Regions from separate parts of the Homo sapiens genome. Here region 2 is linked to region 1. Evidence: chromatin contacts called from ENCODE POLR2A ChIA-PET data. All regions are on one chromosome and are shown on one strand. Each heading gives the region's core, a stretch centred on a gene start or an enhancer-like site at or near the end of the contact. The rest is flanking DNA. Distances are from core to core; before and after follow the strand shown. Region 1 overlaps BRD4 (bromodomain containing 4). Region 2 overlaps CYP4F22 (cytochrome P450 family 4 subfamily F member 22).

Evidence for each region. ChIA-PET counts read pairs that join two places held with the same protein, here RNA polymerase II (POLR2A).
Region 2: POLR2A ChIA-PET joins it to region 1 with 14 read pairs in activated T-cell. The contact joins two enhancer-like sites. POLR2A ChIA-PET finds 5 or more read pairs at or near these places in 5 of 52 experiments (A673, CD4-positive, alpha-beta T cell, T-cell and 2 more).

What each region holds. Positions count from the first base shown.
Region 1 is chr19:15,291,417-15,294,975 of GRCh38, forward strand. All of the region lies in intron 1 of BRD4 (bromodomain containing 4), which reads right to left. Among named protein-coding and RNA genes, the nearest start is that of BRD4, 39 kb to the right of the region's middle. RefSeq lists an enhancer at 1,922-1,981. Within about 2 kb of position 1,623, at least 14 of the 41 ENCODE cell types and tissues checked have a DNase peak (open chromatin) inside an H3K27ac peak, as active enhancers do.
Region 2 is chr19:15,530,491-15,534,405 of GRCh38, forward strand. The region is part of intron 4 of CYP4F22 (cytochrome P450 family 4 subfamily F member 22); the gene reads left to right. Among named protein-coding and RNA genes, the nearest start is that of CYP4F22, 24 kb to the left of the region's middle. Within about 2 kb of position 2,426, at least 3 of the 41 ENCODE cell types and tissues checked have a DNase peak (open chromatin) inside an H3K27ac peak, as active enhancers do.

The DNA of each region.
Region 1 (3,559 bases), core at 373-2,872:
AACAACTAAAATTAGGAGATGGTAAACCCTATGGAAAAAAGAAATGTAGGTGGCAGATGGGATGGCACTTTAAAAATTCCTACTCCTTATGACTTTCACAAGTGAGGCTCTGTGGTTCCTAATCTCTTCTCATTGCCTCCGTATTATGCACTGAACAGGATAACAGTCCACCCAGAGAATACACATTCTCCACTGGAACATCTCATTTATGTGCAAATTGCTCTAAAGCTGGTTCCCCTGATATATAACTATTTTGAACACAGGGGCTTGTGGCTTACTTAAAACCACAGCTTCCATTTGGTGATAGCATCTTTATACTATCATCTTTAAAGATAATGAAAAACGACTGAATATGCCTTTGAGAATTAATGTACATATGTAAAAGAGCAGCTCATTAAGCAATCCCATACGACTTCAGTGGTTTGCATGCTGTACTACTTTGCCTAGACATTGATTTTAAGAAGCTTATGTATATCTTCCTGAGTCAAACGAAGGTTCAGTCATCCTTGACTCTACCCTTCAGGCAGGTTATGATGTCAGCAATCCTTAGGTTTACATTCTTACAGCCAAAAGGATGGTAATTCCTTCCACTATACCAGTTATTTTGCTACGTAGTGACAAAATGATTCCCTAAATAAACTGTAAGCAGTGCTGAATGATAGCCACTCAGCTAATCAAAGCCACATTTTTCATTTTACAAATATGTTCCACCTTTAATTGGGAAAGCAAGCCAAAAGGAGACCCCCTAGTTATCACAACATCCCACCATACTTAATGATCCCACCCTGGTGTTCTCTGTATCCTGGAATTCTCAGAAGTTATACAACTCTCATAGGCCAAAAACAAAAGAGCTTCATTTCACAGCCATCTGGAGGTGCCTTCATGACACTCAATTACGGCTGCAGACTCAGATGACTTATCTACACCCCAAAGGGTCTGCCTCTGCTGCTGGAAATGCTAGACCCAGAAGCCCTTGGCACTAATTTGGACCACACAATGGACTACGGGGAAAACTACCTGCCTAATAGGGCATCGTGAGCAAATGAGAAAACAACTGTAGATGTTTCGTTGAAAAGCCTGGGCCGGGCGCAGTGGCTCACGCCTGTAATCCCAACACTCTGGGAGGCCGAGGCGGGCGGATCACGAGGTCAGGAGATCGAGACCATCTTGGCTAACATGGTGAAACCCCGTCTGTACTAAAAATACAAAAAATTAGCTGGGCGTGGTGGCGGGCACCTGTAGTCCCAGCTACTGAGGAGGCTGAGGCAGGAGAATGGTATAAACCTGGGAGGCGGAGCTTGCAGTGAGCTGAGATGGTGCCACTGCACTCCAGCCTAGGTGACAGATCAAGACTCCGTCTCAAAAAAAAAAAAAAAAAAAAAAAAAAAAAAAAAAAAAAGAAAGAAAGAAAGAAAAGAAAAGCCTGAAACATCCCCAAACCAAAAGTCTAGTTTTAGGTCTCACAATTTCGGATGTGAAAGGATTGCAGCAACAGAAGGAGGGTAACTCTGCTCACACTGCTGGTAGTTAATGTCCTACTCTCTTAACTCCTCTTGGAGTTAAGTGCCCCTGAAAGGGTGCTTCCTGCCAGACCACACCAAGTGCACACCTGGGTGTCTCCACAACAGCCGACTACTGTCGATGCTAAAAGTTCAAGGAGGCCAATGGCAGCACCACTCAAAACAGTGACATCCAGGCTGAAAGAAAAAAATAAATAAATAAGCTCATCTTTAACTCAGAAAAAGATTAGCTGAACCTCAGGTGCCAATATAAAAACCGAAGCTAAAAAACAAGCCTGAAACCATACAGTTTCGCTTGTTAAAGACACTAGAGTGGTTGTTTTAAGGGCTCCTGGCTACCTGAGCCCAAACCAGAAGTCCTAGGAGGGTGGCACTGGGTAGACCCAGCAGGGTGGCACCGGGTAAGGCCACTGGCAGGCTTATCTCAGTTCCCAGGACACCAGATCATAAGCAGACCATTAAAAGGAGAGTAGCAGTTAAAGGTACAAGACAGGAAGCAACAGCTGGCAACTCGATAGCAGGAAAGCAGACAGCTATGTCCTCTTGCCAAAAGAAAAATCAGCCAAAAATTTAACCGCCATGGCAGAGTGTAAGAGCTTTAGCCGACTCGTGCAGGCACCACTCGTTAGTCTCTAGTGGATATGACTGATAGTAAGGTGTCCCCAAGCTAGCGACCCGGAAGGGGTAAAGCACACCTATATTTTAAATGTTTATTGTAAAATACACAGAACCTAAAATCCGCCATTTTAACCATTTTTAGGTGTACAATTCAGTGGCTTTAAGTACATTTACACTGTTGTGCTACCATCATCATTATCCTCCTCTGGAACTTTTGCATCATTCCAAAAAGAAACTCTACCCACTCAACAGTAACTCCTTAATCCTCCTGCTCGTGGTAACCACTATTTTTTGTGTATGTATTTGACCATTTTTGGTATCTCATGTAAGTTGAATCACAATATTTGCCCTTTTGTGTCTGACTTCTTTCTCTTAGCATAATGTCTTAAGATTCATCCAAGTTGTAGCATGTGATATTGTGAAATACATATTTGGTCTTCACCGTTTCCTGGCATACGATTCCCTGGAATCCCCAAAACGCTAAGTGTCTTTTTGTAGGCTAATGAGTAGACTGAGGGCTGGGGGCTCCTGGATAGCACAATCAGGAACAATTAAGAAATGGAGCACCATGCTAGGACATACCATGAGTCTGAGTTTTCGCAAATGTAATGATTTTCTCATACTCTGAAACTAAACATTTCTGTGTTGAGCAAAACATAAACGCCAAGGCGAAATGTTCTTGTTCCCTTGCATTTCTGCAGCTGTAACTGATAAAGGTCTGGACGTGCAGTTCACAGCAGAGGAGAGAGACTGTGGCTGCTCTGGACACATCTGGACGACAGGCACCCAGCCCTCAAGATGCTGTCTGCCAGCTAGGTGGAAACACCTCATGTGAATGGGCCCATTTGCTTCCTCTCCACTCCAAAAGGGGATGAGAAGAGGAATGTTGGTATGTGATTTTTGCAGCAAGCACTGAACTCAAGCGAAGCTTGGTTATCTTGCCACCTGGAAGGTTAGGTGTGGGAGGATGACACTAAAAGAACTGGCCCAGAAATCCAGGGCTAATTTTGTTCCCCTTTCCCACTGTTTTTGCAGAAATCTCAATATACCACAGGCAGCCAACAGCTCAGGAGAGGATCGTGCTCCAAATGTTCATCGAGCCAATCATTGGGACTTCTCTGCCAGGTTCCCAGGGAAGAATGTTGTAAATGATGGCTGGGTGCCATGGCTAATCCAAAATGAACAGAATCGCTATCTCCTCAGAGCCTGGGTCCCTAGGGCCTGGCCAACATCCAAGGTGCCTGGGACACAGACAGCCAGTGAGGGGCATCTGGAGCCCTGTGCAGTGAAGTAGCAGGCAGTCAAGGATATTGAAAGGTGTGCAGGCTGTCCCAGACCCCACGCCCAGAAGGCCATTCAGAGACCAAAGAACATGACTAACTCCAAAATGAAGATAAAAACTACAGTTCAGCTATGAATGT
Region 2 (3,915 bases), core at 1,176-3,675, 240 kb after region 1:
GACTCTGGATCCTCAGTGTGGCCTTGTGTACCTGGTGTATTAGTCAGTTCTCACGCTGCTATGAAGGACTACCCTAGACTGGGTAATTTATAAAGGAAAGAGGTTTAATTGACTCACAGTTCCGCAGGGCTGGGGAGGCCTCAGAAAACTTACAATCATGGCGGAAGGGGAAGCAAACACGTCCTTCTTCACATGGCAGCAGGAAGGAGAAGTGCCAAGTAAAAGGGGGAAATTCGTTAAATCTCGTGAGAACTCATTCACTATCATGGGAACAGCAACATGGGGGTAACCGCCCCCATGATTCAATTACCCCCCACCGGATCCCTCGCATGACACATAGGGATTATCGGAATTATAATTCAAAATGAAATTTAGATGGGACACAGCCAAACCATATTACCTGGGCACCTCCAGAGGTATCGGGACATCTGAGAGAACTCACTCTCAAATGAACCAATGAGCTCCAGTAGGTCAGGCATGGTGGTTCACATCTGTAATCCCAACACTTTGGGAAGCTGAGGCAGGAGGGTTGCTTGAGGCCAGGAGTTTGAGACTAGCCTGGGCAACACAGCAAGACCCTGTCTCTCGAAAAAAATAAATAATTACCCAGTGGCAGTGATGTGCACCTGTAGTCTCGGCTACTTGGGTGGCTGAGATGGGAGGATCACTTGAGCTCAGGAGTTTAAGACCAGCCTGGGTAATCTAGCAAGACCCCATCTGTACAAAAGCATTTAAAAATATTAGCTGGGTGTTGTGGTGCATGCCTGCAGTCCCAGCTACTCAGGAGGCTGAGGTGAGAGGATTGCTTGAGCCCAGCAGATGGAGGCTGCAGTGAGCTATGATTGCACCACTGCTGTACTCCAGCCTGGGTGACAGAGCAAGGCTTAGTCTCTTAAAAAAAAAAAAAAAGTGGGAGATTCCAGGAATTTTAGGATCTCTGTCCCAGCTTTGCCTCTACAAACACGCATCTGGGGACCATCTCCAGGGCTGCCACCCAGGAGCTGTGAAAGAAGCTGCCATCTTCCCCTTCCACAGCTATTCCCTCTCAATGCCTTGTTGTCTCCCGTTATTACATTTGTGAAGGGATGACGATCCCTGTTGAACTAAGGGGAAAACCTAGACCTTGGGAGGGAGAATTGACTCTTCTGAGGGATGAATACCAACTTGTGGGAAGAGCCCTGGGCCAGGACTGAGGTGGGTTGGCTTCAAATTCTGGCCTTGGCACATGCTTGCTGTGAGACCCCAGCCATTTATCTAGCCTCTCTGGATCTCAGGTTTTGATCTGTAAAATGGGTGCAGTTGTGAAGCCTGAATAATATAATGTGGATAAGAGGCCACGTGCAGTGACTCATGCCTGCAGTCTCAGCACTTTGGGAGGCCACGGCAGGAGGATCACTTGAGCCCAGGAGTTCAAGACCAGCCTGGGCAACAGAGCAAGACTCTATCTTTACAAAAAATTTAAAAAATTAGCCAGGTGTGGTGGTGCGTGCCTATAGTCCCAGCTACTTAGGAGGCTGAGGTAGGAGGATTGCTTGAGTCCAAGAGGTTGAGGCTGCAGAGAGCTATGATTGTGCCATTGCATCCAGCATGGGCAACAGAGTGAGATTCTGTCTCTAAAAAAATTAAAAAAAAAATAATATGGATAGGCATTAGTAAGGGTTTCTCTTCTGCCTTTTTAATATATGTTTTTCTTTCTCTTTTCCTCCTTTCCTTTCTTCTTCCTCCCTCTTCTCCTCCTCCTTCTACTTCTCTCTCTACTCCTCTTTCCCCCTCCTCCCTTCTCTTCTTCTTTCTCTCCTCCTCCTTCTACTTCTTTCTTCTTCTCCTTCTCCTCCTTCTCCTTCTTCTCCTCCCCATCCCCCTCCTCCTCCTCCACCTTCTTCTTTTTCTTCCTCTTCTTTTTAGACAGAGTCTCACTCTGTCACCCAGGCTGGAGTGCAGTGGCATGATCTCAGCTCACTGCAACCTCTGCCTCCCGAGTTCAAGTGATTCTCCTGTCTCAGCCTCCCGAGTAGCTGAGACTACAAGTGTGCACCACCACACCTGGCTAATTTTTGTATTTTTTTTTTTCAGTAGAGACGGGGCTGCACCATATTGGCCAGGCTGGTCTTGAACTCCTGACCTTAAGTGATTCTCCTGCCTTGGCCTCTCAAAGTGCTGGGATTACAGGCGTGAGCTACAGCGCCTGGTCTCTCTTTTTTCTCCTTCCTCCTCCCTTCTCCTCCCCCTCAGAGCATCAGTTTCCTGAGCACCATCCTGCCTGGTTCTGAGACTCCAAACAGACCGAGGAGTAGTGCCCCAGCAGGGGCTGTCATGTAGTAGATGCTTAAGCCTCTTGCCCTCCCCTCATCCAGTGGAGGGAGGGGATATTCTGTGTACCCCATCAGAGAAGCCAGATAGGGAACTCCAGGATGGAAAAAAGGGTGGTGCTGTGAGTCAGCCTGGAGTGAGGCCTCTTGGCCCCAGGGTGCCCCCACCTGGAATTACACAGATCAGGCTCCAGTCACAGACACCACCCTGGATCAGGACCTCCTGGGGCCACACCTGGGAGTGGCTTGCTGTTCTGAGCTTGGAGCTGCACAGCCCTTGAGCCTGGAGGAGGGCCCAGCTCCTGTTGGAGCTTCAGTTTCCCCATCATCTTATGGGCCTTTGGACTAGGAAATTTTAATGAGAGAAAGTAGATAAACATGCTTTATAGAGAACATGATGATATATAGACATATAATTGTAGCTTGCTTTTATATCATCTTTTTAAAATGGAGGTGAAATTCATGTAACATATAATTAACCATTTACAAGTGAACAATCAGTGGTATTTAGTGTATTCACCATGTTGGGCAACCACCAGCATTTTCCAGTTTCAAAATTTTTAGTCACCTCATAAAAAAACTCTGTACCCATTGAGTAATCACTTCCCATTTCCCTCCTCCTCCCATCCGCTGGTAACCTCGAATCTGCTTTCTGTCTCTATGTATTTGCCTATTCTGGGTACATCATAGAAAGAGAACCACATAAAATGTGATCTTTTTGTGTCTGTTTTCTTTTACTCAGCATAATGTTTTTGAAGTTCATTCACGTTGTAGTAGGAATCAGTTTCATTCTTTTTTTTTTTTTTTTTTTTTTGAGACAGGGTCTTACCCTGTCACCCAGAGGCTGGAGTGCAGTGGTGTAGCCATAACTCATTACAGCCTTGAAATCCTGGGCTCGAGTGATTCTCCTCCTGCCTCAGCCTCCCGAGTAGCTGGAACTGCAGGCACGCACCACCATGCCCAGCTAATTTTTATTTTTATTTTTGTAGAGATGGGGTCTTGCTATGTTGTCCAGGTTGGTCATTAGGGCTGAATTCATTTCACTGTATGGATTTTTTTTTGTTTACCCATTCACCTTTTGGATGTTGTGAATCATGCTACTATGAACATATGTGTTCAAGTTTTGGGGTGGACATATGTTTTCATTTCTCTCTTGGGTAGATACCTAGGAGTAGAATTGCCAAGTCATATGGAATTCTGTACTTAACTTTTTAAGGAGCCACCTTGCTGTTTTCCACAGAGGGTGTGCATTAATTTTCTACTAACAGGAAACACAACTATTTATCTCACAAGTTCTTGATGCCAATAAATAATCATTTTAACCATAGTAATAAAAATAGCCAACAGTTGGTCAATTATTCATTTACCTACGCACGTATTTAATGAGCATCTACCATGTGCCAGGAACACAAGAGCTTGTTGAGTCTTATAGGGATGCCATGAGGCAAGATTGTTCTATTTTCTCCTTTGGCAGTGGTAACATGTCCAGGCTTACATATCTAGTTAGTGGCAGGGCTGGGATTTGAACTCAGACCTGGCTGGCCCAGAACCCAAGCTCTCAAACATAGTGATATGCAGCTTTCTGAGCATGAGTTTCTCCATGCTG